Linked DNA regions of Mus musculus: regions 1, 3, 4 and 5 are each linked to region 2. A link is a loop called in an ENCODE intact Hi-C map of the cell type or tissue named here. Cell type or tissue: left cerebral cortex. All regions are shown on one strand. Each heading gives the region's core, and the rest is flanking DNA. Links, peaks and the distances in the headings are about the cores only. Region 1 holds the start of Fabp3 (fatty acid binding protein 3, muscle and heart). Region 2 has its middle 24 kb from the start of Tinagl1. Region 3 overlaps Gm46724 (a long non-coding RNA gene). Region 4 overlaps Nkain1 (Na+/K+ transporting ATPase interacting 1). Region 5 overlaps Gm10570 (a long non-coding RNA gene).

Evidence for each region. A loop is a pair of places that touch in the nucleus more often than their neighbours do. Peaks named below come from ENCODE experiments on the same cell type or tissue, not always from the same donor. Only the 100,000 strongest peaks of a DNase experiment are listed, where the experiment ranks them.
Region 1: it touches region 2 in a loop (2.5-fold over the local background); 20 of 42 quality-filtered maps call a loop at or near these places.
Region 3: a loop joins it to region 2, with 2.6 times the contacts of the local background. A loop is called at or near these places in 22 of 42 quality-filtered maps.
Region 4: it touches region 2 in a loop (10-fold over the local background); 3 of 42 quality-filtered maps call a loop at or near these places.
Region 5: it touches region 2 in a loop (9-fold over the local background); 20 of 42 quality-filtered maps call a loop at or near these places.

Annotation. Positions count from the first base shown.
Region 1 is chr4:130,304,939-130,311,043 of GRCm38, reverse strand. It overlaps Fabp3 (fatty acid binding protein 3, muscle and heart), which reads right to left and starts at 2,306. Exons shown (of 4, transcript NM_010174.2): 1 at 2,194-2,306. The coding sequence starts at 2,266. Gm10570 (a long non-coding RNA gene) reads left to right here and starts at 3,339. Exons shown (of 4, transcript XR_868203.3): 1 at 3,339-3,421; 2 at 3,560-3,724. In left cerebral cortex, for the core only: a CTCF peak has its summit at 3,155; DNase peaks (open chromatin) are centred at 1,475, 2,381, 2,940 and 4,074; H3K4me3 peaks cover 3,014 bases; H3K27ac peaks cover 2,501 bases.
Region 2 is chr4:130,195,333-130,201,437 of GRCm38, reverse strand. No RefSeq gene overlaps it. Among named protein-coding and RNA genes, the nearest start is that of Tinagl1, 24 kb to the right of the region's middle. In left cerebral cortex, for the core only: a CTCF peak has its summit at 2,352 (motif pointing left); DNase peaks (open chromatin) are centred at 1,974 and 2,344; H3K4me3 peaks cover 678 bases; H3K27ac peaks cover 802 bases.
Region 3 is chr4:130,242,911-130,249,015 of GRCm38, reverse strand. Gm46724 (a long non-coding RNA gene) reads right to left here. Exons shown (of 3, transcript XR_003955118.1): 2 at 2,116-2,495. Among named protein-coding and RNA genes, the nearest start is that of Gm46724, 9.3 kb to the right of the region's middle. In left cerebral cortex, for the core only: CTCF peaks have their summits at 2,512 and 2,719 (motif pointing right); a DNase peak (open chromatin) is centred at 2,731.
Region 4 is chr4:130,531,506-130,537,610 of GRCm38, reverse strand. Nkain1 (Na+/K+ transporting ATPase interacting 1) reads left to right here. Exons shown (of 7, transcript NM_025998.4): 3 at 270-350; 4 at 3,566-3,763; 5 at 4,947-5,007; 6 at 5,460-5,541; 7 at 5,697-6,105. The coding sequence ends at 5,706. Among named protein-coding and RNA genes, the nearest start is that of Nkain1, 39 kb to the left of the region's middle. In left cerebral cortex, for the core only: CTCF peaks have their summits at 1,611 (motif pointing right) and 3,414 (motif pointing left); a DNase peak (open chromatin) is centred at 3,408.
Region 5 is chr4:130,289,953-130,296,057 of GRCm38, reverse strand. It overlaps Gm10570 (a long non-coding RNA gene), which reads left to right. Exons shown (of 4, transcript XR_868203.3): 4 at 4,569-4,861. Among named protein-coding and RNA genes, the nearest start is that of Gm10570, 15 kb to the left of the region's middle. In left cerebral cortex, for the core only: a CTCF peak has its summit at 3,549 (motif pointing right); a DNase peak (open chromatin) is centred at 3,549.

The sequences.
Region 1 (6,105 bases), core at 410-5,409, 110 kb before region 2:
TAGGCTGGGCTGCTTTGTCCTAAGAACCTTTGGTTCTATAGGATAAGTCAGGAGCTTTGGCTACACAGCAAGAAGTGAGAGGCTTGGCTTTGCCTACTGGTATCTGTGTGAGTTGGGCTTCAGCAGTGAACCAAGCTGTTTTCCCAGGACCCACCTACAGGTAGGTGTAGGGTGCCAGTGAAGCCAGTTACTGCTGGAAGCTGGGGTGCATCTAGACTTTACTGGCCTTCAGCCTGTCGATATTTTTAGGCTAAATAGAATTTCAGTCCCCTGACTAAAGCTGGGTTCAGCACCCACAGAACAATGGCCTGAAGACAACATGCCCTGAGGCAAAAAGAAGTCTAGGAAGGCAGCGGCAGCTCAGTGAAACAGAACTAAGCCCAGGTAATCTAGTACTCCCTAACTTGACAGCCAACTAGCTGGGTGTGGGCTCATACCTCTAACCCCAGTGCGGGAGAGGCAGAGACAACAGGACCTGGTCTCCTTAGGGAGTTCCAGGAGAGCCAGGGATACACAGTAAAACCCTGTCTTAAAAGACAAGACCAGCTGCCTTCCTGGAGAGCCTCAGGGTAGGGTAGGTGCCGGTGGGAGCCCTGTCTGGAGATGTGGTTCAGCAGTCGCAGTGCTTGCTTAGCACGGGCAAAGGGCCTTGGGTTCCATTCCCCAAACCAAAAGGACAAATTGCTTTGTGGGCCTGTTTCAGAGAAGAGCTGGAAGTAGGTGAGAGGCAACTACACACATCCCTCAACATGTCCGATTCCAGCCCTCCTTCCCGGGGAAGACGGAGTGGAAGCTAGCTCAGGCATGACACAGTCCTGTTTTCCCTGCCCCAGCCTCCTAGACCAGGATGATATAGCCAGGGACTCCGCAGGTAGAGGTCTTTATCTAAGCTCAAGGCAAGAAAGGAAGGGCTGGGGCCGTCTTGGATAAGTGGTTCATGTGACATTCCCCACTGTTGAAATGGGAAGAACTCTAGGTAGTTCTGGGTTCTCAACTATTTGGAAGGCCGAGATGGCAGGTTACAAGATCAAAGCCAACCTGGGGAAGTTAGTGAGAACCTGTTACACAGAGTAAAAAGAGGGTGTGTGTGTGTGTGTGTGTGAGTGGGGAGTATAACTCAGCAGTAGGGGGCATGCACAAGGCTCTAGTTCAGTCTTCAAAAAGAAATCCTGGGCTTTCCTATGAGGCGATGAGCTCATGTGTCCCAAGCTGTCTTCCTATTAAGTAAATCATGGGACTCTTCCTTTCTTTTTTTTTTCAAGACATGGTTTCTCTGTGTAGTCCTGGCTGTCCTGGAATTCTCTCTGTATAGACCAGGCCTAGAACTCGGGAGATTCACCTGCCTCTGCTTCCCAGAGTGCTGGTTAAAGGCGTTGTGTCACCGCCCACACCACACAATTTCCCCAGCCCCAAGCCACACTCTCCCTTCATAGCTCTTCACCTTTCTTCTGACACCCTCTGCTCGATCCCAGGCTTTCTTCACCCTATCCCCAGCACTGATCCGGTGGCCGACTGGTGCGGCCGGGAAGCCTATGTGTAGTGGTCGTCTTGCCCTGCTCTAGCAGCAGCGTCTCCGACTGATCCCAGGGGTGGCTGCACACACTGTAGGTGAAGGTCAGGCTGGTGAGAACCAGGGCATCTTCCAGAGAGAGGCCTCTTCACTACCCCAACATGGAGGGGTAGGGCTTGTTGCTGACTGCCTGGCTGTATCTTCACCTCTTCCCAGATGGAATTCACTGATTTTCTTTAGTCTTCCTCCAGGCTCTGTACACTCCTATCTGCTCTATTCCCTTTCGGAATTCAATTTCTGGACCACCATGCTCCTCTTTGCCTTCTCCTGCGGCCAGCCTCCCGCCCTTCTTTCCCTCCCCTTTCCACCTCCGGATCACCTACACTGCTTCCTAGAAAGCCTCCCATCCCGGACCTCTGCGGCCACAGCTGCCTCTACCCTTCCCCTCCAGCTACGAGGCTCGCCAAGCTTGGACCGCGACACCCCCCTCCCAGGAGGCCGGGGTGGGGTGGGGTGGAGTGGAGTGGCTTCAGCCCAGGCCACCCTCCGCACCTCAGTATTCCCTGTCTGGACTGGCTAGGAGCTTGCGGGAGGCACATGGGGGCACTCCCCCTGGGAGCTCAGCGCCAAGACCGCCTTGCCGGCCCTCCTGACCCTAGATCCTGCGCCGTTCGTTCGCTCACCGAGTGACTTCATGTAGTCATCAAAATTCTTGCTGTCCACTAGCTTCCAGGTACCGACAAAGGCGTCCGCCATGGTGCGATGAGTGAGGAGGCGAGCAGGCACTGAGAACCGCAGCTCCCGGCTGGACAGCCTCTTTAAATAGCCCTCGCATCACATGATGAAAGTGGCCCACACCCCTCGCTCCCGAAATAGGAAGCCGGGGCTTGCACTCCCGCAAAGGGCTGGGGCCCATCCCCCACAGCCCTCCCGTCGCCTACGTCAGCGGCGCCCGCGGTCCTGTTGGTGCCATCTAACCCATCCCTGGCCTGGCTGCGGGGCGCTTCCCGCAACCCAAGTAGAGCATCCCCCGGCCATACTGAAAGGAAACTCGCCCTTGAGCTGGTGCCACGCTGGAGAAACGCCGCTTGATCCTTCTGCCGCCTTGTTTTTTAATTCGCTGTGGTTTTATTCTTATATTGTGTATGCTCGTGTAGGCGTACTTATGGGGAAGGGGTGGGAGACTGGGGCGTTCGTTGTAACTCGCGGGAGTCCCTTCTCTGCTTCCACCGTGTGGGTCCCACGTATCAAACTGGGGTTGTCAAGGCTTGACAGCAAGGGCCTTTACCCAAAAACCCATCTCAACGGTCCTATGTCCTCTTCTTGTAGAAGAGGCTCAGAGGCTCGGAGAGGAATGACGCGGTCGCCGTAAGTAAAAAAGAATTGGAGCCTGGACAGAGAGCATGGTCTAGTGGCCTTTGAGCCCTCTTGCTCCTACCAGACAAGTGGAAAAGAGTTGCCTTGGACACCGCGGATGGCTGAGCTGCCCAGCGCCTCACCTGCTGGCGGAGAACGTGACCTTGCTTCCCTCATGCTAGCCCCACACGTGCTAGCCCCTCCCTGCGGAATGTCTCCCGCCTGCGCCTTTCTCCGCAGTCCCACCCGTCGCCGCTGCCTGAAAGCGCTTCAGGCTTTATTTACTGACCTCTGAGCTTGTGCCAGGGTCGTTCTTCACTCCGCGAAGACAATTTGTCTATTCAGAGGGTTCTTCCGGCCTCGGCCACCTTAACTCCCGGAAAGCCGCGACCCTCTGCTGAAGTCAGTTTTTTCCCCTGACTTCTGCCACTAGACTGCTTGTCACCTTAAAGTACGTTATTAAATAAGACCCGACTATTGATGGTTGTAGCCTACTTCAGGGCATGGTCACACTCAACTTTTTCGTTGGTAGGTGGTATCATCCCCTTTTTACAGGTGAGTAAGGGAACCTCAGTGGAGCCTATTCCTTAGTTCAGCAGTTTCTGTTTAATTATTACCAAGTCAGCATCTCAATGTGTAGCAGGGGTTGACCTTGAACTAAAGATTCTCCTGCCTCTGTCTCCTGGGTTACAGCTGTGTGCCGCTGCTCTGGCTTGAGCCAACAGTTAATACGGCACCTGCACCTGGAGGCAAGAGATTCCTGAGTTGGGGGCCAGTCTGAGCCAAGGCAAGATACTCTCTCAAAGTAAGCTCCTGGTTTGTGCGGGCCCTGCTTTGGAGAAGTCCACATGGATCAAGGTACAGGCTAAAGTACTCCCTCTGGGAGTGACTCTAGGAGGGACCTGTCCTGACTTGGGGATTCAGAGGAAGAGGGACATAAATGAATTTCTGAGCTCTCTACACGGGACGGAGTGGTAAGCACAGAACTTTGGCCTCTAGAAGGTTGTGCAGGGTAGTCATTCCGGAACGGTTACCAGAGCTCTGGAGCCTGACCAGTATACCTGCAGTGTGGTGAGGCCTCCTTCCTGGGCCTCTGTCCCCGTGGAAGTTCCTTTCTCCCACCCATGGGCTGTTCTGGGAAGGAGGCCAGTGAGGAAAAGTCCTCTCACCCCTGTCTTGATTCCTTTGGAGAGTCTAGTTGCCAAAAGGCTGAGAGGTCCAATTCTGCCAAAGCTACAGGGACGGGCCTCAGGGCTGGGCCTGGAGCCCTGGTGACCTCAGCGATAGAGCAGGTGCCAAGGGAGGGAGGGCATGGGATGGTTTCTGATTCAAGGTCACAGGCTTTAGGCAAGGAGCCTCTTCTCTCAAAGCCTGAGAGGCCTGAGACCCAGGGACCAGAGCAGTCTGCTTACATGGAGTGTGGAATGTAGTGCTGGAGATCTGGGGCTGGCGGACAGCTGCTGGCAAAAAGATCTGTGTTCTAGACCCGATCACAGCTATACTAGCCATGCCATGTGGTCTTGAGCAGTTCACTTAAGTCACTTGGAATCAGTTTCATCTTTGAAATGGGAGATATTTGGAAATCATTAGAGAAAATACATTAAAAACTCTGGTTTTGTTTTTTTTGTTTTTGTTTTTTTTTTTTTTTGACAGAATCTCTTTATTTAGCCCTGGCTACCCTGGAACTTACTATGTGGACCAGGATAGCCTCAAACTCAGAGATCTACTGGCCTCTGCCTCCTGAGTGCTGGGATTAAAGTCATGCACCATCACCTGGCCCTGATCTTCTTTCTTTTCTTCCTCCTCTCCCTTCTTCTTCTTCTTCTTCCTCCTCCCCCTCCCCCTCCCCCTCCCCCTCCTCCTCCTCCTCCTCCTCCTTTTCCTTCTCCCTAAGACTGGGTCTCTCTATGCAACCCTGGCTATCCTGGAACTCACTCTGTAGACCAGGCTGGCCTCTGCCTCCCAAATGCTGGGATTAAAGGCGTGCACCATCACCTAGCCAGTTTGCTTTCAAGAATAGCCACTGAAAGGAGATAAGATAGCTCAGTGGGGTAAGGTGCTTACCATGCACACATTCAGCACCCACATAAAAACCAGGTATGGTTGTTCATGCTGTAACCTCAGCACTGAACAGGGCACACAGACAGGTGGATCCTGGGTAAGGGTGCTTGCTGGTAAGTCCATGTAGCAGAAATGGCAGGCTCCTAAGTTCAGTGAGAAGCCCTGTTTCAAAAATAAAGTAGGCAAGAAAAAGAACAAAACCTTTAACCTCTTTAATTCTATCCCCGAGGAAGTAGGAAGTAGGAAGCCAGGGCTGCTAATGAGACCCTGTCTCAAGAGAATGGTGGAGAGTGACAGAAGACACCTGTCACATCTGGCTGATGTTTACCCCTACAGCCTTGAAGGGCAGCCAGGTCTTAGGCTTCAGGGCCGTAAGACACGGTGCTGACTATCCTGTGTTCTTGTGCTGAGCCCTGCCTGAGCTGAGCAGCACAGGATCTTGAATTGAGACCTTGAGCTATAGACCTGTGCAAAGCGCTGGCCTGGGCCACGAGGATTGATCCTCAGCCACACCCTCTTTCCTTCTGCTAGGTTTATTGTTGTTGTTGTTGTTTGTGCGCATGACCGTTGGGTGTGAGCTGCAGGCATGAGTGTGTGGAGGGCAGAGGACAACTTTCAGGCTTCTTCTTTCCTTTTACTCTGGGTTTTGGGACTAGAACTCAGTTCATTAGGCGCTCACAGCAAACACATTTATCCACTGGACCTCCTGCATGCTAGGCAAATGCTTTCCCATGAAGATCTATATCCCCATCCCTCAGTTATTTTTGTTTGTTTGTTTGTTTGTTTGTTTTAATTTGAGCAGGATCTCACTTAGTTGCCCAGGCTGGCCTTGAACTTACGCTATAGCCCAGGTAGGCTTTGCCTCAGTTTTCCCAGGCTTGCACCACTTGCTTCAGCTCATTCTCCCTTCCAAGTGTGTACGGCTCACACTTCCTTCTCTGAGGGAATACATTCAACTTGCCCCGGTTATGCTCCTTACACCAGAAGCTGGGGGTGGGTCTCGTCTCTTTCCTCACCCTTCTAGCCTCTCATAGATCCAGATGTGGCTATCACATCTGGCAGGCATCCGTGCCCTTCAAGAGCAGCATCTCCCCCAGTCTTCCCCCTATAGTGATTCTATGTTTCCATGACAACCACAGGCTGGGCCTAGGAAGAGGAGAGGTGAGTAACCAGGAGGG
Region 2 (6,105 bases), core at 438-5,437:
TTCTGGTGTGCATGAAAACAGAGCACTTGTACACATAAAAATATGTAAACTAATCTTTAAAATGAGGAGGAGGAGGGAGAGGAGGAGGAGGAAGAGGAGGAGGAGGAAGAGGAGGAGGAAGAGGAGGAGGAGGAGGAGGAGGAGGAGGAGGAGGAGGAGGAGGAGGAGGAGGGATGGGTGTAGGGCCAGAGGGCTGTGCCATCAGACAGAAGAACTAGTCAGATCAAGCAGGCTCAAATCCTGGGGAATCTCAGAATTGAGACAGGCAGGCATGGAGCCAGCTCCCTGCCAAGTTCTACTTGTTCAGAACAGGTAACCATGACCCCCCATGGAGAGGGCCATGACAACCAGTCCCACAGGGACAACACCTGAAGTCCTTCCCCATGCAAATAGAGCATCCCTAGTATCTCAGACTGAGCTATTGGGAAGCATTTACTCCCGGTTCACACCCTCCTCCCAAAATGTTTATCATGTCCCCATCTACATGGAATAAAGTGCACGAGTTATTTCACCAAGAGTCATCGGAGAGTATCTGTTTTACTGAGCTGTGACACACTGGATCAGTTTTCTCTCCGGAAGCATTCTGAAGCCTTCATTGCTGGACCTTGGATCTGCCTGCAAGCTGGGCTCAGTGCTCCTGACCGCCACTGCTGGCGCTCCCTGGGCCGGGTGCTACTTCTCGCCTTTCTCGCTGTCCATCGTACTTCCTGCCTCTGGCTTGCCTCACAGCTCCTGCTGTGGTTCCGGACTGCATGCTACTCGCCACCTTCCACCACTGCTGCCTCTGGCACTGGCGCTGCTGGATGGTAGCAGTAGCGGGAGAGACCCAGGCTACTTGCACAGGCTTTCATGCCAGACCAGAGCCCCTTGGAACCTTTCGTTCAGGCTAGACCAGAGATCCTCGAAATTCATCCCTTCTGCTTCCTTGGAGAACGATAGAGAAAGATGCCTGGAGACCCCGTCACGGACTGCAATCGGCCTCCTCTGAGCAGCAGTAACACCGCCAGGCAGCCCGACAGATGGGTATAAGAGGAAGTAAAATCGGACTTCAAGCCGGGCATGGTGGTGCAAGCCTTTAATCCCAGCAAAGGCAGAGGCAGGCGGATTTCTGAGTTCGAGGCCAGCCTGGTCTACAAAGTGAGTTCCAGGACAGCCAGGGCTATACAAGAGAAACCCTATCTCGAAAAACAAAACAAAACAACAACAACAACAACAAAATCGGACTTCAAGGTTTAGGGCCAGGGCTGCCCTTTCATGGCTAGGGTGGGGAATGGGGGTTGGGTGGGTGGAAATCAAGGCTCTGCTTCAACAAGTTTGGAGGGCCCTACACCCTACAAGAACCAGTTTCTAAGGAGAGGTCAAGATGAGAGAACGAGAGGGGACAATATTGGGTGGCCTCCACAGTTCTGGGTCAAGGACATCAGCAGTAGAAAAAGAAGAAAAGGATGCTCGGCTGTATCCAAGGCTGCTGATGAAAGAAACGAGATGAGGTGAGGGAAAAAACAAGATGAGGCGGAGGCCACTGATGGGCTTCTGGGGTCCAAGGAGTGTGAGGGAGCCCAGCACGGACAGCTCCTCAGGGAGATGTACTGTAGCAGAAACGGAAGGGAAGGCTGCAGGAAGACGGGGACCAAAGGAAGAGGGAGGGTTCATTTTAGGGTGAGAAATCATGCTCTGAATTCCAAGAGCAAAATCCGTCAAGGAAGAGAAAGAAGGCTTAGAAGCCAGGCGGGAAGCGGGTTAGCCCTCAAGCCAAGCAGGGCAGGGTGGAGGGCGAGTGATGCATCGAAGCCTGTGTAGAGCACTGGAGCCAGCAGGCTGAATTTTCCTCAGATTCGCTTCCCAGTGATTCAAGTACCAAGGCCATCACGAAGAGAAGAGGGCAGGAGGAGCTTCTTGTTCCCAGAAGGGAGCAGGCACACAGCCAGAACAAGGCTGGGAGAGGATTCGCCTGCGCACCGCTGCGGGTTGTGCAAGGACAGCTGGAGTCAGAGAGCTGTCGGTTTGTCCTCATCCGTGTCCTGCCGTGGGCACAGGTACAGAGTGGGTGGAGGTTGATGGAGGTACAAAGACTGGGAGATGCCTGACACTTGAGGTGGCCCGGGATCTCTGCAGATCCCGACTCCACCCACGACCCCGGAAGTCCTCGGGACTTTTTCCTACCCACATGTAGAAGCAGCTTTCCCTGGGTCCCCTCGCCAGTACGAAAGCCAGGGATTAAAGTCTACCGTCCTCGGTGGGTCCCACTCTTCAGCGAGGTCTGAGCACAGCAAACATGGCTCAGGATCAACCCAGGTGCTAGGTGCCCTGCTTAGTCTATGCTTCAGCCACGGTGCCTTTCTACCACCTACTGGCCGTGATCGGCATTGCGCCTGGGTTGAGCTCCCATTGGGTTTCTGAACTCCAGTTATCAAAGGCCAAATGAGTCTCCACCACCACCATCCCCGCCTCTCACCCGTCCCCGCCCCTTTAAACCTTCGTTTATTTTGTATGTGTGTGAGTGTGTTTCCAGGGGACACACTCTTGCCACGATGACCACGTGGCAACCAAAGGATAACTTCCAAGAGTTGGTTCCCTTCTCTTCCAACCTTTGTGGAGTTGTGGGGATCGAAATCCTGAAACCAGAATTGGTGGCAAGACACGTTGATCCATTGCAGCACCACCCCCCTTTCCTCTTTTTCTTTTGCAACCCCACCCCACACCTTCTGAGGCGCTAATAGTCTAGAGAGACGATTCTCAGTAGTCATTTGTCCTTGCCTACTTCATTCATTCATAATGCTTACTGAGCACTTACTCTTTGCCACATTGCCGTGGGCCCCAGGGTTAGTCAGGAAGGGAACAAGAGAGATCACAGCTCTTTTGCAAGGGCATCCTTGTGGGAGTGGAGGGAGACAGGAAGTAGATAAGGAGATAAACTAGAGAATGATAGAACGTGCTGGATGACGAAGGGAATTCAGGGAGTGCCCGAGAAGGTGACGCACAGATGGAATCAGAGGATACAGAAGACAGCTCATAGGCTGGGGAGGAGGCTGGCCCAGAAGCACTGACCAGAGAGGCTGACAGGTCTGGGCTGACCTAGGAGGTCAAAGAGGAGACGTGGAACTCATTAGCCTCCTGCCTCAGTCTCCTGACTGTTGGGGTTACCGGCATATACACGGCATCCACACAGCAATGGGAGCTTTGTAAAAAGAGGGAAATACCTGAAATTCTTATATAACTTCCCCCAAAGTTAGACGCTATTGTTGTCGTCAAACATCTTAGTTGCTTAAAGCTGATCTTCATTCAGACCCACTGGATCATCTCTGGGAGGTGAGACCAGGAGTCTGCGTGTTTAATAAGTAGTCTGGAAGGTTCTCCTTAAAACAAAATCCAAGGACTGGACAGGTGACTCAGCAGTTAAGACCCTATGTTGCTCTTGCAGGGACCTGAATTCAGATCCCAGAGCCCACATCAGGTGACTTACAAGTCTCCCTATAACTTCTACTCCAGGAACATCCTATTCTGACCTCTGCTGGCATCCCTATGCAGGTAGTACACACACACACACACACACACACACACACACACTCATACACATAAATAAAAAATCAAGCTTTAAAAAGTAAAATACTTAAACTCTACAGTGAAATTTAAAAATTTTAAACATTAATTTATATTTATTTGTTTACTTTGTCAGAGGTGAGGGACTAGGGGGTGGGGGAGTAAGGGGTGGGCACATACCATGGCATGCATGTGGCGATCAGAGGACAGCCTGGGAGAGTTGGCTCTCTCCTTCCATCCTGTGGCTTCAGGGAATCAAATTGAGGTCAGGTTTGGCAGCGAGTGCCTTTATCCACTGAGCCATCTTCCTAGTCCCCAGATCGGTTTTATGCTTAAATACAGCACAAATGCAAGAAACCACACTGATTAAAAGCCACCATAGAAGCCAGGCGGTGGTACCATATACCTTTAATTCCAGCACTCCAGAGGCAGAGGCAGGCAGATTTCAGAGTTTGAGGACAGCCTGGTCTACAGAGTGAGTTCCAGGACAGCCAGGGCTACATGGAGAAACTCTGTCTTGAAAAACCAAACCAAACCAAACCAAACCAAACCAAACCAAACCAAACCAAACCAAACCAAACCAAACACAAACAAACAAAGGCGCCATGGGAAGATGACTCAGTGGTTAAGGCACGCTCTTCCAGTGGCTCTGAGCTTGGTCTCCAGCTCCCGTCAGGCAGTTCACGGCTGCCTGTAATTCTAGCTCCAAAGGATCTAAGGCCCTTTATTGACCTCCAGGGATACCTGAAAATATTGAAGCAGACACACAAGCACATGCATACATGAATGCACACATGCACACACATGCTTAAAACAAAATCTTTTTTTAAAAAAATCTTTAAAATAAATAAATAAATAAATAAATAAATAAATAAAATACCGTGTAAAACAAGGCGCCGGGTAGTGGCTCATGTCTAAAGCCAAAGCCTGGCCACTACCATTTGCCGAAGAGGCTCTCCCTGTATTCCCCCCAGGTTCTCACCCCTGTCCCCAAAGAGAAAACATCACCCCAACTTCCTTTTTTTGGATATGGTTTTGGGTTTGTACAATTTCGATGTTTTCTTGCTGTGACAAAACAAAAGCGGCGTTGAGGAAGGGAGGGTTGTTCTGGCTCAGGGTTTGAGGCTATCGCCCATCACTTGCAGGGAAGGCGGGTGACAGGAACTCAAGACAGCTGGTCACAGGAACCGGAGGCAGAGAGATAAACTGCAGCTGCTCAGCTGGCTCGTGAGCATGAGAGCTAGCGCTCCCTCTCCCTCTCCCTCTCCCTCTCCCTCTCCCTCTCCCTCTCCCTCTCCCTCTCCCTCTCCCTCTCCCTCTCCCTCTCCCTCTCCCTCTCCCTCTCCCTCTCCCTCTCCCTCTCCCTCTCCCTCTCTCTCTCTCTGTTTTATTCAGTCTAGAACTCCAGCCAAGGCAATGGCGCACCCCATATTTAGGGTGAGTCTTCCCACCCTATTGAACCCAACTTAGAAACTCCCTTGAGGACACGCCCAGAAGCCTGTCTCCTAGGAGATTTCCAATGCCACTCTGTTGAAACCCTCTAATCGTCACGATTGGTGTGTAATTTATATTTTAATTTTTATGATAAAAAAACCTTCAACCTTTCACCCTACTGCGGTCCATCCAGCTGAAACAAGACAACAACGTTGTCACCAGATCCCAACTGTCCTGGTTAATCCTTATGTCAACTTGCCAGATCGCTCTGCAGCCACGCCTGTGGGGACAGCCCTGATTGTAAATTGTTGTGGGAGGGTCCAGACCACTGTGGATGGTGCCAACAGCGATCAGGCCAGAGGTGAGCACGAACCAGCCCGAGCAAAACCAGCAAGCAGTGTCCCTCTGCGGTATCTGCTTCCATTCCTGCCTCCAGGTTCCTGCCGTTGAGGTCCTGCCCGGTCCTGCCCGGACTCAGCGAAGTTTAGGCTGAAATAAACCCTTTTCTTTCCCAAGTGGCTTTCGCTAGTGCCCAGAGTGTTTGGTCCCAGTAACAGGAAGCCAATCCGAACACAGCTTAAAGAGCCCCAGGAGAAGGTAGAGGATCAGGTTCCTCATTGTCAGAGCTGTGCTTGCTTTGATGTTTCCTAGCATCCTATTTAGCCTTTCTATCTCTTTTCCTCTTGTAAGTCATTTGTTTGTGAAAGCAGGCCATTTGTCAGGGTTTGCCACCATGGCTGCCAAGTGCAGCCCCACAGCGCAGGGCTTGTGTTCCCCCACTGACTCCCTGCTCACTGGTGCATAGTTATTACAGGCTTAATCCCGAGTATGTTTGATTTTTTTTTTCCTTTTTGACAAGCCTAAGCAATGAATGCATGTTCAGCATCAGGAAACCCTTTGCATTGTGTTTCTCTCTGTGTGCCTCTCCCTCCCTCCTGTTCTCCTCCCCTCCCTGCTATCTCATTGTGCATTTCTTACTACAGACCTGAAATTGGACCAGCGACCTTGCTAAGCATCTAGAGATGGCGTTGCTAGTTAATACGTCGGATAAATGCCTACTTCTGGAAACTGTTTAACAGTTCGCACCACATTCCCATCAGCCGTGTACAAAGGTCCTAATTGCTCCAAAGT
Region 3 (6,105 bases), core at 594-5,593, 47 kb before region 2:
AAAAAATCATGGTTAGTGTTAATGGCAGGTTTTGTTGGGCACACCCCTTCTGAAATCCAATGCTCTCTAAATCAGCAAAGACACTAGGACTGGGCAACTTGACTCCCCAATTAGCAGCTATTGAATCTTGTTGTCTTGGCTGCCTAGAGCAAACAGCCAGGCCTGACTGCCCTTATGCCAGCACCAGCCTTTTGGAATACTCCACAGACGCCCTGAGACAACTATACAAAAGACAGCAGCTGAGTGCCTTGGCTCCCGAGAGCCAGGGCTGCTCGGAACATTTTGTAGTGGATTTTTTGCTCTAACAAGGCTTGATGTATAAGTCTAGGTAAAAAGATCCCATAGTTGTCCCATTTGTTATCCTTTTTTTTTTTTTTTAAAGATTTATTTATTTATTTTATGTATATGGTTACACTGTAGCTGCACAAATGGTTGTGAGCCTTCATGTGGAATTTTAGGACCTCTGCTCACTCCAGTCAATCCCGCTCACTCCGGTCAAGTCCTCTTGCTCAGGTCCAAAGATTTATTTATTATTATATCTGAGTACACTGTAGCTGTCTTCCGACATACCAGAAGAGGGCATCAGGTCTCATTACAGGTGGTTGTGAGCCACCATGTGGTTGCTGGGATTTGAACTCAGGACCTTCAGAAGAGCAGTCATGTACTTAACCTCTGAGCCATCTCTCCAGGCTCATAACCATTATTTTTAAAAAGTTCTTTGCATACATATACTTTTTCCAATCATGAAAATGAAAACATATTTTTATGTCAATGTAATGGATGTGTTTATTTTTATATAAAGAATTAAATCATGGCTAAATTTTCAATGCTACAAGACACAGAGCATTTTCAACATTTTTCAGAGTCAATTCACATTTGGCTTTTATAACTGTCAATGTGGAGAGCACCGCTTTGCATAAAAATGTAGTATAAAGTGGTGTAAGTGGAGGAAGGGTGGTCAGGGCTGTTTCTCTAAGAGCAGGAGATTTTGTATGTACAGTAAAGATGCTGCAGATCATCATATACAGCAGTTTCGAGTCTGAGCTGAAGTTTTCAGGCAGCACTGAAGTTGTGTGACCTGATAGCATGTGGTGGCATGTGCTGACGTGTGTTGGTATGTCATGTGTTCACACCCAAGGCTGCATCAGAGTCTCACAACACAGGTGAACTATGCCAGAGACACATTTGAATTTGAATTAAGTTTTGATTATTGCCCAATCAGAAACCTTTTACCATTGCCAATTTTTTGGTGACTTCTCTATTCAGTTATAGGATTCTTTATGAAGTCACTACCTAAGTTTAAGATTTGCTTTGGACTGGAGAGATGACTCAGTGGTTAAGAGCACTGGCTGCTCTTCCAGAAGCCATGAGTTCAATTCCCAGCACTCACATGGGAGTCCACAACCATCTGTTACTCCAGTCTCAGGGGATCCCCTTCCCTCTGCTGATTTCCAAGGGCATCAGGCACACACGTACACAGGCACATATGCAGATAGAACACTCATACATATAAGATAAAAATTTTCAATGTAAAAAAAAATTAAACACACACTTTAGGACTGGGAATGCAGCTCATTTGGCAGAGTGTAGACCCAGCATGCATGGACCCCTGGGTTTCATTCCCAGCACTGAATGAAACTGGGCACGGTCGTGCATATCTGTAATCCCAGCACTTGGCAGGTAGAGACGTGAGGATTAGAAGTACAAGGTCATCCTTAGCCAAATAACAAGCTCGAGTCAAGTTTGGGCTACATGAGACTCTGTAGGAGGAGGAGGTAGGAAAAGGAGGAGGAGGAGGAAATAGAGATGGTAAAGGAAGAGGAGGAGAGAGGAAAAGGAGGAGGGAAGAAGAGGAGGAAGAGGAAAAGAGAAGGAGGAAGAGGAAGAAGAGGAGGAAGAAGAGATGGTGGAAGAAGAGGAGGAGGAAGTGGTGGTAGTGGTGTGCTAGATAACCCTGCAACCCCTTCTATCTTGGCCAGAGGAGATGCACTTCCCCTGGTGGAGGGACTGCATAAGAGGCCAGGTCATGACTGTACAAAATCACAGACTTTAAAGCCTGTGATTGGCCTAAACAAGTCCTGTGATTGGTTCAGAGTGATTGGCTCACTGGCTTACCTGGTGAGGAGCTGCTTTCCTGGTCTTGTAACACTGGAGCAGTAAACTCTGGAATTGCCTGCTTTCAGTATTACAGGCCTGCTGGTGACATGAAGGCAGAGGCTGCAGAGGCTGCAGAAGGCTGCAGACATCATCGTTATAATAGCAGCAGTGTCCCAGCAGCTTGATAGCGGAAGCAGTGACTGTCTGCTGAAGAAAGCCAAGGCAGCAGCTTCATAGATAGAGACATCCTGGTGACCTTGGAAGCCATCCTGACACCTCTTGCCTAACTTCCAATCCCTGGTGTTGGGGTTCCAGTGACACTGCTTGGGGCTGGCATCTGGTTACTGAGCCCAAGATCCTGGCTTCTCAGCACAATGCCGCCAATGGCTGTACAAATGCTGAAATAACAGGAGGACATGGTACAGGCACTTGTCAGCTGAAGTTGTAACTGTGGAGGACTCAGGGTCACCCACTAGCTGCACCCACAGACCTGAACCTGCCTGACTGTGCTGGTAGGCACTGGGAACCACACCCTGATCCAGCAATCCAGGTTGAGAAGTTGTTACCCTGGCTGCTGGGAAGGGCCAAAGGGCCTGATTCAGAAGCCTGCATAGCAAGTCTAACACTAGAGGGCGCTCTTTGCCGTTGCTCATGCCTGTCTTTGCAAGACGGATGGGAAGCCGCCTGGGAGCAGCATCTGTAGACCACAATTTCTATCCAGGTGGAGCAAAAGAAATCCCGACAGTTGAGCGGTGACAGGGAGAGACTTGGGCTGAGACAGTCAGGTGGGGAGCAGAGGAAGGGATTGTGCCCATTGCTTGTGGTACTGGGTCACTACAATTGTCAAAGCAATTTGTTTCCTGCATTAGAGAATGAACCTACTTGCCTCTGGCATAACAGGCAAATAGTGCTGTACTACTGAGACACATACTGAGCTATATTTTTTACTTTTATTTTTTTCATTTGAGACTCCAAGTTGTACAGACTGGACATGAACTCATTCTATCCAAAGCAATATTATTGATTAAATGAAAGCTACCCATGTACTTTCACCTAGAAAATTCTGTAATCTGTATTACAGAATGAAATGTAAGTACGAAAGAGTGGAGGTGCCAAAGACAAGGGTGCACAGAGGTACAAACACAAGGATGGACAGATTCAGGTACACACACAGGCATGGCAGGATGCAAGTACACACACACACACGCACGCACACACACACACACACACACGAGAGAGAGAGAGAGAGGGAGAGAGAGAGAGAGAGAGAGATGGACAGATGTAAGTATACACACAGGCATGAAGGATGCAGGTACACAGGCATGAAGGATGCAGGTACACAGGCATGAAGGATGCAGGTACACAGGCATGAAGGATGCAGGTACACAGGCATGAAGGATGTAGGTACACACACAGTTATGGACAGATGTGGATGGCCCCGGTGATGCCTGTATTTGGATGTTAATTCTGATTTCCCAGGAGGGGTTGTCTGGAACAAGAAATGAGTCACATACTCAGGTGACTTCTTGTGAACCTTCTCCTAATGAATAAAGGAGCCAATCACTGGGCGAGTAGACGGGACAGAAGAAGAGAAGAAGCAGGAGAGAGTTAGGGTCTTTTTGGACCAGGATAGCCAGAGGGAAAGATGTAGCTCCTGGTGTCTCCTGGCTTATATGGTGAATCTGCCGGGATTTGCCACTGGAAGATTTAAATTTAATATGGCTTAAAAGGTTAGGATTCTAGTTGTTGCACCCAGCGATTGAGTTACCATTGTTTCTGAACTAACTTTGTGTGGAGTTTTCCTTCACGCAGCAGTTCGACTGGGTTCAAGAGAGAAAGGTATGTTGGCACAGTGCAGGGTTGCCAGATGTGCACCACAAAGGCCGTGGGGGTTTTGAAGTATGGGCTGTCGTGGTAGCAACTGCCAGTGGGTATTTAGCAAGCTGGGTGGAGAGATTGTGGAGCTCTGAGTCAGATAGTCTCCACGAGATAAGAACTCGATGGTGAGACTGCCGGGATTGAGAGTAGCTGGGTGTAGTGAGGGAACTTGCCGTTCATAGTTAATATTTCCACAACATAGAGATGTAGGTATACACACAGGCATGGCAGGATGCAGGCATACACACACACACACACACACACACACACACACACACACACACACAGAGGCATGGCAGGATGCAGGCACACACACATAGAGGCATGGAAGGATGCAGGTATACACACATAGGCATGGAAGGATGCAGGTACACACACAGGCATGGCAGGATGCAGGGACACACACACACACACACACACACACACACACACACACACACACACACACAGAGGCATGGAAGGATGCAGGCAGGTTGGAAATATCAAAGATACTGTTGGGTAGCAATGCTTGTAACAAAGCTGGAAGCAAATTTCAAGCCAATCTATCTGTGAAGGAATGGGTACAGTTAAATAAATGTTACTACTCCTTAGCAAAGAATGATGAACTAGCTTTAGATCTGAGGGGTTCTCAGCCTGTTTTGAGAAGAAGTTTGCATTTTTAAAATGGTCCTGTGGTACTTAGGGTTTCTACTGTGATAAAGCACCATGACCAAAGCAACTTGGGGAGAGAGGGGTTGGTTTTGATATACACATACACGTTATGGTAACAATCCAGTTGGTCCATCACTGTGGGAAACCTGGAGGCAGGAAGTGATACAGAGCCCATAAAGCTGTGCTACTTACTGGCTTGCACCTCATGGCTTGCACCCCATGGCTTGTACCTCATGGCTTACACCTTGTCTTAGTTAGGGTTTTACTGCTGTGAACAGACACCATGACCAAGGCAAGTTTTATAAAAAACAACATTTAATTGGGCTGGCTTACAGGTTCAGAGGTTCAGTCCATTATCATCAAGGTGGGAACATGGCAGCATCTAGGCAGGCATGGTGCAGGAGGAACTGAGAGTTCTATGACTTCATCCAAAGGCTGCTAGTGGAAGACTGACTTCCAGGAAACTAGGGTGAGTATCTTATGCCCACACCCACAGTGACACACCCATTCCAACCAGGTCACACCTATTCCAACAAGGCCACACCTTCAGATGGTGCCACTCTCTGGTCCAAGGATATACAAACCATCACACACATCATGGCTTGTACCTCGTGGCTTGTATCTTATGGCTTAGACCTCATGGCTTGCTCAGCTTGCTCTCCTATAGCACTCAGGACCCTCAGCCCAATCTTATGGAGGTATTTTGTTTTGTTTTGTTTTGTTTGTTTGTGGGTTTTTTGTTTTGTTTTGTTTTGTTTTTTTTTTGCTTTTTTGTTTTTTGGTTTTTTTTGGTTTTTCAAGACAGGGTTTCTCTGTATAGTCCTGGCTGTCCTGGAACTCACTCTGTAGACCAGGCTGGCCTCGAACTCAGAAATCCGCCTGCCTCTGCCTCCCGAATGCTGGGATTAAAGGCGTGCGCCACCACTGCCCAACATGGAGGTATTTTCTTAACTGAAGTTCTTCCTCTGGGATGACCAGCCAACACAGGTCCTTTTAAGATTTATTTTATTTCGTTTTTAAGTGTATGTGGGTGTCATCAAAGGCCAGAGGGAAGTATCAGATCTCCTGAAGTTGAAGTTACAGGTAGTTGTGAATTGTTCAGTGTGGGGACTGCAAACCAAACTTGGGTCCTCTGCTAGAGCAGTGTGTGCTCTGGAATGCTGAGCCATGTTGCCAGCCCCAAAGACCTTCCTTTTATCTCCATTCAGAGATGAGCAAGTGTCTGGAGGCCCAAGATTACACCGCTGAAGGGCCAGGGAACTGACCCAGGGCCCATCACTGAAGTCCAGGCTGTACCGATTCATCTGCTCCCGACCAGGATACGTTCCAAAGTTAGACAAACTCAGCTTCAAATTCTAGCTCTCATTCGATCTATGACTTGTCTGCTGTCTTAGTCAGGGTTTCTATTTCTGCACAAACATCATGACCAAGAAGCAAGTTGGGAAGGAAGGGGTTTATTCAGCTTACATCTCCATGGTG
Region 4 (6,105 bases), core at 424-5,423, 340 kb before region 2:
AGTAATTGCAATATATCTAGAGGAGCTTCCTCCCTCTCTAAGGCCCTGGGCTAAGGGCCAGCCCTGCCTCCTAGCTGTGTGATGCAGAGAAGCTCAGACAGCCCCTGTGTCTTAGTGAAGGGGAAAAGATACACCGGTCTGCTATGCAGGACTATGAAGGATGGGTGTGGACTTGTAACCCCCAGTTTCCCTTGAAGTCTGTCTCCATTGACTACATAACCCTCCCTGTACTCACTGCCCCCCCCCTTACTCACCTCTACTTTCTGCAGTATGCAGCCTGGCTTGTACTCTGGGTTGGCTGGAACGCCTTCATCATCTGCTTCTACCTGGAAGTTGGACAGCTATCCCAGGTAAGCCTCAGGCCTGGTGGTGTGCAGAGCACACCTTGACCTTTGCCGTCCTTACTGGGGGCTGGGACATAATCTCTTCCACACCCCCTTTCTCCCTCTGCACACTCCAATAATCTGTGCAGCCCGCTTGACCCCCATTTTTGTTTCTGGCTTCTTCTGTGCTTCTTAAAAACAAGAATGGCCCGGATGAGGCTAAAGGGCACCTGCCGTGAAGATGAGCCGAGGGCTCTATTGACCACAGGCGCAGTGAAAACTGAAGGTCTGTGTTGGCACATGATGATATGCTCAGAGGAAGGTGAAAATGTCACACACGCACATTTTATTGCTTAGACACAGAGGCGCGGCGGGTCCAGGGCGGATCGATATTTTTCAGAAAGGAAAGAGAATAGGGTAGCGTTTGTTCAGGGAAAATTGAACAAACCGTGTCATGTGGAGAAGAAACTAAAGAAAGCAGGGGTGTGTGCCTGGAAGAGCAGCAAGCCCAGAGATGTGCAACTTCTATTTTTAGGTATAAAGGAGGACAAATCCAGGAATAAAAACTTTGGCTTCATGGCTTGACCCTGCTCCATTTAAATCTCTGCTGTAACACTGCCCAGCAGTTTGACACTGGGCAAATGGTCTGTTCTCTCTAAGCTTCAATTTGTTCTTTCTTTAGATGTGTTTATTATTTATTTTACGTGTGCGCGTGTGCTGTAGTTACTTTTTTATTGCTGTGATAAAATACTATGACCAAGGCAGTTTATAAAAGAGTCTTAATTTGGGTGTCAGTGGATTAGTTAGAGTCCATGATGGCGGAGCAAGGGGTTGGCAGCAGAGAGCTCACATCTTAAGCCACAACCCCAAGGCAAAGAGAGAGATCACTGGGCTTTTAGGACGCCAAAGCCTACCTCCCATGACACATCTCCTCCAGTAAAATCACATCCCCTTTTTTGTTTGTTTGTTTGTTTGTTTGTTTTGAGACAGAGTTTCTCTGTGTAGCTCTGGCTATCCTGAAGCTTGCTCTGTAGACCGGGTATGCCTATAACTCAGAGATCCACCTGTTTCTGCCACTCGAGTTCTGGGATTAAAGGTGTGAGCCACCACTGGGCAAGACCATGCCTTCTCATCCTCCCCAAACAGTCCCACCAACTGGGGACCAAATATTCAAACACATGAGCCTATGGGGCTGTGGGATGACAGGGACTCCTCATTCAAATTACCACAGAGTGCATGGTCTGCATGCACATCTTCTGCATGCACATCCCTTCATCATGTGTGTGCAGTGCTGGCAGAGACCAGAAGAGGGCGACTGAACCCAAGGAACTGGAGTTACAGACAGTTGTGAGCTGCCATGTGAGTGCTGAGAATAGAACCCTGACCCTCTGGAAGAGCAGCCAGTGGTCTTAACCACTGAGCCATCCTTCCAGTCCCACCCATTTTTTAATTAATTAATTAATCAATCTATCTATCTATTTTAAAGACAGAATCTCTTTTTTTTTTTTTTTTCTGTTTTTCGAGACAGGGTTTCTCTGTGTAGCCCTGGCTGTCCTGGAACTCACTCTGTAGACCAGGCTGGCCTCGAACTCAGAAATCCACCTGCCTCTGCCTCCCGAGTGCTGGGATTAAAAGCATGCGCCACCAAGCCCGGCTTAAAGACAGAATCTCTTGTAGCCCAGGCAGGCCCCTAACACTCTGTAGCTAAGGATGACTTTGAACTCCTGACTTTCCCAAATGCTGGGATTACAGTCGTATGCCACACGTGGTCCTGGGGAGGGAACCCAAGACAGACATCCCCAGCTTCCTTCAAACCAGCTTGGAGAAATGGTTCAGTTGGCTAGAGTGCGTGATGTGCAAGCATGAAGGCCTAAGTTCAGATCCCCGGCACCCACATAACGCCTTCCAGTGGCATGTATCTGTAACCCCAACAGTGGGAGGTGATGGGGAAGGGCAGAGAAAGAGATTTCCTAAGGTTTTTCAAGGCAGCCAGTCTAACCAACCTTGTGAACTCTAGGATCTGTGAGAGACCCTGTCTCAAAAAATAAGGCAGGGGGGTCTAGGGAGATGGCTCAGCGGTTAAGAGCACTGACTGTTCTTCCAGAGGTCCTGAATTAAATTCCCAGCAACCACATGGTGGCTCACAACCATCTGTAATGGGATCTGATGCCCTCTTCTGATGTGTCTGAAGACAGTTACAATGTACTCATATACATAAAACAAATCAATAAATCTTTAAAAAAAAAAAAAAAAAAGGTAGGCCAGAGAGAAAACTCAGTGTTTGCTTTGTAAGCCTGATGACGCAAATGACGCAAGCTCAATTCCAGTGGTGGAAGGAGAAAAGAGAGCCAACTCCCAAAAGTTGTTTTTAGACATCTGGACGTGTTCTGTGACACATGTGCACACACAGGCACACATATCACCACCAACAACAATAATTAAATTTAAAAGAAAAAAGGTGAAAGGGCAATTGAAGAAGCCACCCAATGTGGACACACACACACACACACACACAGGGATGGACACACACAGTAGAAGCTTTAATCCCAGCATTTGGGAGTCAGGGGCAGGCAGATCTCTAAGTTTGAAGCCAGCCTGCTTTACAGAGCAAGTTCCAGTATAACAGGGCTACACACAAAAGCCCTGGCGGGGGTGGGGGTGGCGGATGGACCATAGGCAACCCCATGTGGTTACATACATGAAGCTCGATCACAGGCCTGTGTGTTTGCTGCCTGGTTAGTGTGGTGGTCTCAGTCTGACTGAAGGAGTGAAGGAATTGGTGGGTACATAGATGCACACCCTCTAAACAGCTGACCTAGCCCAGCCCCTTCTCCATCTGACAAATGGGAGAGTATGGATCAAGGAGAGGAGAAATTGGTCCAGAGTCACATACAGAGCAATGGGAATCCACTGGGTTGTACGGTAACTTGTATTGCAGATTTCAAAGATGCCAGGGGAGTTAGACCCTGTCTCTCTGTTAATGTTCTTCTAAGTCTGAAATTCAGAGGCTCCAACTTAGGCTCAACTGGATAGCCATCTCAAGTGATACCAGTGTGAAGTCAATGTGATCATCTGCTGCCACCTGCTGGCCAGGTTTGGACTTGCAGGTGCAGGCATTTCCCTCACAAATCAAGCTAGAGAAAGAAGAGCAGGCTGTGAGAATCCACATGGTAGGGGGCACCTGGGGAGAACCCTCCTACCCCTCCCCACCGCTGAGTATCTCAGGCCCCTCTGCCCCCCAGGACCGGGACTTCATCATGACCTTCAACACATCCCTGCATCGCTCCTGGTGGATGGAGAATGGTCCAGGCTGCCTGGTGACTCCTGTTCTGAACTCTCGCCTGGCCCTGGAGGACCACCACGTCATCTCGGTCACTGGCTGCCTGCTTGATTATCCTTACATTGAAGCCCTCAGTAGTGCCCTGCAGATCTTCCTAGCTGTGAGTCCTGTTCATCACCCATCCCCATATTCCCAGAAGTACAGACTCTAGTCCATCCATTCTTTATCCCCATTTAAGAGATGACAGGCCAGATATGGTGGCATAGACTCGCAATTCCATCAGGCAAGAGGCAGAGGCAGGAGGATCAGGATTACAAGTCTGAGATCAGCCTAGATTACATAGTGAGCTCCATACCCTACCCTGCCCAAGAAAGAAAAAGCAAAAGAATCCTGTGTATTCCAGCTCCATTTGTTCCTGTGTCCTGTGACACCTTCCTCCTCCTTCCACCCATCTCCCATCCCCCAAGAAGGGCATAGGCAAGTTTCATGAATGGGATGAGCCGTCAGGCCAAGTCCTGCTGGGCTTAGAAATCTAATCTAATACACCCCCGGGGACCTTGGATAAGTCATTTGCTCTTTCTAAGCTCCCTTGCTATTTGCATAGAAAGGGCAGTGCCAACCTTACAGAGCTTTGAGAACAAGAAAGGAGCTTCATCCGGGCATTGGTGGCACATGACATTTATCCCAGCACTCAGGAGACAGAGATAAGCAGCTCTCTGAGGTCCAGGCCAGCCTGATCTACAGAACAAGTTCCAGGACAGCCAGGGCTACAAAGAGAAAACTTGTCTCCAAAAAAAGCAAAAAGTAGAATAGAAGGGGTTTCAGATCGAGTCCACAGCCAATAATCAAGGGCAGCCTGGGCTGCTTGGGACCATTAATAGGAGGGCCAGCCTTGTCTTAGGGACCTTACACAGGCAGGGTCATAGAATCCTTTCACCTAACAGTCCAGTGATATGACCCAGGCCTAACCGGGAAGACTGGGGCACAAAGGAGTGAACTGCTTGTCAGTCACAGCCTTTTCCTTTTTCTTTTCTTTTTTTTTTTTGTTGTTGTTGTTGTTGTTTGTTTGTTTTTGTTTTTGTTTTTCCGAGACAGGGTTTCTCTGTGTTGCCCTGGCTGTCCTGGAACTCACTCTGTAGACCAGGCTGGCCTCAAACTCAGAAATCCGTCTGCCTCTGTCTCCCAAGTGCTGGGATTAAAAGCGTGCGTCATCACTGCCCGGCTACTCACAGCTTTTTCATGCAGCATTTAACTTAAATGTTTGCTTTGGACAGGCATTGAGTTGGGTGGGTAGAGGGGACAGGGACAACTTCTCTCTCTCTGATTGTTATCCGCTCTCTTAGCTGTTCGGCTTCGTGTTTGCCTGTTATGTGAGCAAAGTATTCCTGGAAGAGGAGGACAGCTGTAAGTGTGTCTCCCCACCACCACCACCACCACCCCCGGGGGTCTTTTCAGCACCGTGGACAGGGCCTCCTCCCCTCCTGGTTGCCCAGGGTCAGCTTGGGAGGAAAGAAGAGACACCAGGGATGGATGGGGTCTGCGTAACCACTCTGGGTTAAGACCCAAATGTCTAAATACTCAGTCCAAGACCCCAGAACCACTTTTGCCCATACTGGACCTAACTGCATAGAAGGGTTCAGAGCCTGAGGTTTTTCCTTCAAGCCTTTCTTAATCTCCGGGGGCGGGGGTGGGGGGGCGCAACACTTGACCCTCCCCTCTCCCACTCCTACGCACAGCCCGATCCCCAGGTCCACGTCCTGGGCGTGGCTGTTCTGGCCCCACCCACCCCTTCCCAGGAGTGGGTGTTCTTCACCTTCAAAACCCAGCCTTCAGGACTCACCCCTTCTCTTCCTCAGTTGACTTCATCGGTGGCTTTGACTCCTATGGATACCAGGCGCCGCAGAAGACGTCGCATTTACAGCTGCAGCCTCTGTACACGTGGGTCCCTGGTGGGGGCGGGGTGTTACTGGAGGGACAGTCATTAGTGTTGGTGGGAAAAGGGGGGCACGGAAAAGGCGTGGGAATCCGGGTCTCCTTGTCTGCCTACTCGCAGGCCTGCAAATGCACTTCTAACCTGCTCTTGTTTCCTGCAGGTCCGGATAGCTTCTGTCCCACCCGCGTACAGTTTTCCCTGGACCACTGGAGCCTGAAGCAGTGCTGTCCGGAGGCGCGGATCACGATAGGCAGGCGCGCCCCTGGTGGCGCTTAGGCTAACTGCAGCTTGTGCAGCCTCCTGGATCTGCAGCCCCTGGAGAAAATGCGGACTCTCAAGACTTGAACTTGGACCTGACCCTAGCTCTAGCAGGACTTCAGGGTTGGGGCAGGACGGGGCGGGGGGGAGGGGGAATCACTGGGTTTGTATTTTTTTTAATCTCAGCCTTGGTACGTGCCGGGGTCTTCCTCTTTCTTCAGCTCTACTCCTTACCTAGTATCTTGCCCTCAGTCCAAACAGCAAGACAGACCGAACTCACCCCATCTCACCTCTCATTCACCTGCCCTGGG
Region 5 (6,105 bases), core at 475-5,474, 95 kb before region 2:
AAGTGGGCGGACATTAACCTCTGGCTTGCACACGCATGGTGAGCATGTGTGTGTTCGTGCACACACATACAATACACATATAAAAGGGAATTTCTAGAGCTAGTTTGGGGGGACCCAATCTCCCTTATTTAATCCCACATAAGGGGCTTGCTGAGCAATGTGTCTTACCCACCTCTGTGGCCCTTTCCAAGGAACATCACAACCCCAGAAAACAGACGCAGCTCCCCGTGGGGATCCCAGGAAGTCCCCCCATTAACCCCGTTTGGGAGCTTCCCTTTCTACAATTGTCGGCTTGTAACGACTCTGTACACCAGGCTGGCCTCAAAATCAGAGATCAAACTGCCTCTGCTCTCGAAATGCCGGGATCAAAGGCGAGCGCCACCTCCCGGGTTGTGGTTGGTATTTTTATGTCAATCGCATTTCCACTGAGGAGCCTGTGGTCAGTCACAGACACTTCACAGTGGCATGTTTCCTGGTCTAAGGGACTTTCTCAGTGGTGGAAACCAAGGGAGCGCTGGCTTTTATGGTGCCTTACCGATAACCTAGTTTCCCCCTAGCCACGCCCAGGAGGCGTGGCCCTGAGGCCAGGGGTGTAATTTGGACTTCCCAAAGACAATCCTTCCTATTTCAAGAATTGATCCAGGAACCACATGATCCAAGCCGCCAACGAGGCACCATAGATTTGTTCCTGCATATCAGAATGTGAGTTTGTTTTTCATTATTAGGTCTGGGCAGCCCTGCCTTGCCCTTGGCTGCGGCCCAGCTCCGTAACCTACTCTGAGATCCACTCGGCCCGCCATAGTCATTGACTGCCCGTGTTCACCCCAGTGACACACTTAATTTGTGCACATTCCCGTTGCGGTTTGTTCAGACTAGAGTGTAAACATCTTTGCAATAATAAGTGCCTTTGGTTAGCTTGCAAAGGGTAAAGATTATGTCTTGAACGCTGTTTACTGTACGGCCAGCACTGACTGCAAGGTCTGGCGTTGAACACGGCCTGGGCAACAGTGAGACCCCATTTCGAACAGAAAACCAAACCAAACCAAAAAAAAAAAAAAAAAAAACTATTATTTTTTAAAAATAGATGGGCCTGGAAATTTGGCTCACTGTTAAGCGTGCTGAGCACACACATGGATCTAGGTTTAACCTCCAAAACAAGACAGGGAGGAGGTGTGGGAGAGACCCTGTGTTCAATGCTAAGTGGCCTTCTGTTGCCCTGCGATGATTGTTTTTGTCTTTTGCGACAGGATCTTACACTGCAGCCCTGGATGGCTTAGAGCTCACTAGATAATGCCCATGCTGCCCTCAGATGAAGCGTTATGCCAGCCTCCATGTGTTGGAGTGATAGATAAGAGGCACCCCACCCCGGTGGGAACCGATTCCCACAGCTCTTAATCTCCCTAAGGCCCTAGTTCCTGCTTCAATTCCTGAATGTTGGAACCAGTGGGGCCCTGGGATCCTGAGCTCGCACAGCTTGGTAATGCCATGAGAAACCAAGCCTTGGGCTAGGGAGGTGGCTTGCTTAGTTGCCAAAGCGCCCGCCTCGAGGACCTGAGCTTGTGTTCCCAGAAAAAACAAAAACAAAAAACCCCCCACAATGTAGGGCTGGCAGGATGGCTCAGCAGGTAAGAGCACTGACTGCTCTTCTGAAGGTCCTGAGTTCAAATCCCAGAACCACATAGTGGCTCACAACCATCCGTAATGAGATCTGATGTCCTCTTCTGGTGTGTCTGAAAACAGTTACAGTGTACTTACATATAATAAATAAATCTTAGGGGAAAAAAAAAAGGAAAATGTGAGTGGGGCCATGGTGGCTCACACCTTTAATCCCAGCACTCGGAGGTGGAGGCAGGAGGATCTCTGTGAGTTCAAGGCCAGTGCGCTCTACAGAGAGAGTTCCAGGACAGTCGCAGCTGCACAGAGAAACCCTGACTCAAAAATTCGAAAAAAAGACAGGGAAAAAAAAAGTGATACCATGTCCCATCTTCTCAGTGAGAGGTGAGCCTGTGCAAACCTGTGGGCTAGCCTGGCCTTTATGTGAAGACAGGCTGGTGAGAGACAGTCTCAATCAAAAGGCAGAATGCCCCTGAAGACAGAAGCTGAGGGTGTCCTCTGAGGTCCAGATGTACCTCTGTTCCCACCTACCCCAACAAGCCTGCCTTTCTTTCTTTCTTTCTTTCTTTCTTTCTTTCTTTCTTTCTTTCTTTCTTTCTTTCTTTCTTTCTTTCTTTCTCTCTCTTTTCCTTCCTTTTTTTATTTTTTTTTATTTTCTTTTATTTTTTAAAAAAGATTTATTTATTTTATTTATGTGAGTCTTCACATACACCAGAAGAGGCATCAGATCCCATTACAGATGGTTGTGAGCCACCAAGTGGTTGCTGGGAAGTGACCAGAGCTCTTAACCACTGTGCCATTTCTTCCGCCCTCCTTTTGATTTTCAAGACAGAGTTTCTCTGTGTAGCTCTGGCTATCCTGGAACTCACTCTGTAGACCAGGCTGGCCTTGAACTCTCAGAGATCTACTGGCCTTTGGAATGCTGGGATTAAAGAGACATGACCATCAACACCTGACTTTCTTTCTTTCTTTCTTTCTTTCTTTCTTTCTTTCTTTCTTTCTTTCTTTCTTTCTTTCTTTCCTTCCTTCCTTCCTTCCTCTTCTTCTTTCTTCTTCTTCTTTCTTCTTCTTCTTTCTCCTCCTCTTCCTCCTCTTCCTCCTCCTCCCCTCCTCCTCCTCCTCCTCCTCCTTCTTCTTCTTCTTCTTCTTCGATGAGGGGGTCTCACTGTCTAGCCCTGGCTGATCTGAAACTCACCATATAGAGCAGAGGTTCTCAACCTGTGGGCCATGACTACTTCAAGAGCTGTTTGTAGAGGTGGCCTAAGACCACTGGAAAACACAGATATTCACATTATAATTCACAACAGCAGCAAAAATAAAGTTATGAATTTTTATGGATGGGGGTCCCAACAACACGAGGAACTGTATTAAAGGGTCGCAGCATTAGGAATGTTGAGAACCACTGGTGTAGACCAAGCTGGTCTCAAAGCCACAGATATCCACCTGACTCTGCCTCTCAAGAGCTGGGGTCAATGGTGTGACCTACAATTTTCAGCCTTATTAATTATTTTTAATGATATCAGGGAGTGGTTAAACCTAGGTCATAAACCCTGGACTGATCCTGTTTTGTTTTGTTGAACTCCATTTGACTCTGAGATTCTGGTCCTCCTCCCTCCGCTTCTGCATTCCAGTATTGCAGGTGTGCAGCATACTGGGTCTGGGCAGCGCTGTAGAACCAACCAAACTTCCTGCGTGCTAGAGAACTTGGCTTAGAGCCACACCCCAACCTATGGGCTCAGACCACTCATTCCTTTCTAAGAGACAGAAACAGGTTCAGAGAGATTTAGAGTAAGTGACAGGAACGAATCTGAGGGTTTCTCTGGCACCGAGACATCCTTCTCTTCCTCTTGAGACCTGGAAGTGAACTGCATGGACACCTGAGTTTCTCTAGGGTCAGGAGCTGGAAGCAGATGGCGTCATGCACCAATGTGTCCACCAGGGGGCACCAAAGAGCCAGGTTAGGAGCACCTTACACTTCGTCCTCATTTGGACCAGACTAGAAGACTTCTGAAGGTCACCCTGAGAGTTAGGGGCAGAGCTGGCCTCTGAGCTGGGCCTTCTGACACCAATAAGCTGCATATTCTGGGTGGCTGACAGTGTCCCTACCCTTCTGGGGGTTTACCCCTCCACCTGGGTACTGATTGTCATTGAGGCCAGATTCCTCCTCATCTCCGCTCTGCTGTGAGAACGTACGTGTCTTTAGATCAATGAGGATCAATAAGAAGATAATTCTTGCTTCTTCCCATGGATTGATAAAAGTTAATGCTTTACTAAAAATACTTTCTGGGATAGCCACAGGGGTGGCACACACCTTTAATCCCAGCACTTGGGAGGCAGCTCTCCATGAGTTTGAGGCCAACGTGACTCAGGTTCAGTTCCCAGCACTGACCTGGAGTTCCAGGAGACCCAGTGCCCTCCTCCAACCTCCCCAGCACCAGGACATATAGGCATACACACACACACACACACACACACACACACACACACACACACACACACATACACATACACATACACATACATATACATACATACATACATACATTCATACATATATATATATATGTATATATATATGTATATTCAGATGTGTGTGTATATATACATGCAGGAAAAACACGTGTGTGTGTAACATAGAAACCTACGGGTGCACTGGGAGGAGAGGGGACTGATATGTGATGTAAAAGGAGTACATAAAATTTTAAAAGTCTAAAACATAAAATCAAATAAAGGAAAAAAAAAGCCACCCTTCAAGCAGGATACCACTTTGCTCCCAGACCAGCCACTTCCTGGCCTTTGGCTGTTTCCAGTGTTTGTGTCGACCTGTGAAACCAAGTCAGATCAAGCAGTGATCTTTTACTTGGCCCGTGAGCTATGAGTGGTTTTAATTTCTGTAAAAATATCCATTATTACTTTGATTTGTTTTAATTATGTATATGTCTGTCTGTCTGTAGGAGGGTATGCGCATTTCCAAAGATGTCCTCAGAAGCCTGAAGAGGGTGTTGGGCCCCCTGGAGCTGGAGTTACACTCATCTGTGAGCTGCCTGACATGGGTGCTGAGATCTCAACTCTGGTCCTCATAGAGGGCAGCAGATCCTCTTAGCCACTGAGCTATCTTCTCTAGCCCCTGGATTCCCACCCCCACCCCCCAGTGCTGGGGATAGAACCTGAGAGCTTTGTATAAGCTGGACCATGGTCTGGCCCTGGTCTACACCCTTACACCTTTTAAAAAGATAACTTATGTGCATAGGTGTTTTTGCCTGCATCTATATCTATGCCCTCGCATGCATTCAGTGCTCACAGAGGACAGAAAAGGATGTCAGCTCTCCTGGAACTGCAGTTATAGATGGTTGGAAGCCGCCATATTGATAGTGAGACTCAAACTCATGGCCTCTGCAAGAACAGCCGGCGCTCTTATCCACTGAGCCGCCTCTCCACCTCTCCAGCCCTCTTTTGTTTACTTGCTTATTTATTTGTTTATTTTTGAAACAAGGTCTCCATGGATCCTAGGCTGGCCTCAAACTCACTGTGTAGTTGTGAATGACTTGGAACTGGGGAGCTTCCTGTCCCCAAATGCTAGGGTGGCAACTGTGTGTCACCATGCTCACTGTACTTTCTGGGTTTGAGACAATGTTGCACAAAGTTGCCCAGATTGACCTAGAACTTGCTCTGTGGCCCAGGAATACCTTGACTTTTGGTTTTCCCAAGTCAGTCTTCCAAGTAGTTGGTATCACAGGTCCTGGCCACCAGGCTCTGCTGGAAACCTTCATTTGTTTGTTTGTTTGTCTAAAGCAGAGACTTGCTATGTAGCTCTGGCACTCAGATCCAGTGCTCACTATGTAGCCCAGGCTGGACCCCTGCTCCTGGCACACTTCTTGCCTCAGTCTCCCCAGTGCCGGGATGATAGGTGTGTATTACCATGTCTGCATGATCCCTTTGCTTTCTGATGGTTCAATGTAAAAACAAAACAAAACAAAACTCTTGTTTAGTCACAGAGCTACTAAAATATTGTGAAGTTGAGATTGGCACTGCATAACTGTGATCTCAGCCTTTGGAAGGCTGAGGCAGGAGGATTGATAAAAAGTTCCAGGCTGGGCTGGTGAGATGGCTCAGTGGGTAAGAGCACCCGACTGCTCTTCCGAAGGTCCGGAGTTCAAATTCCAGCAACCACATGGTGGCTCACAACCATCTGTAACAAGATCTGACGCCCTCTTCTGGAGTATCTGAAGACAGCTACAGTGTACTTACATATAATAAATAAATAAATCTTTAAAAAAAAAAAAGTTCCAGGCTAGGGCTAAATAGCCCAACTGTATCTCAAAATTCAAAACAAGGGAAAGCAAGATGATTCACCAGGTTAAGGTGCCTGGGCACAGCCTACTGACCTGAGTTTGGTTCCTGAAACCTCACAGTGGGAGGGGAGACGAGCTTTTGAAATTGTCCTCTGACTTCTGCATTTGCACTGTGATGCTTGTGCCCACACACATTCAC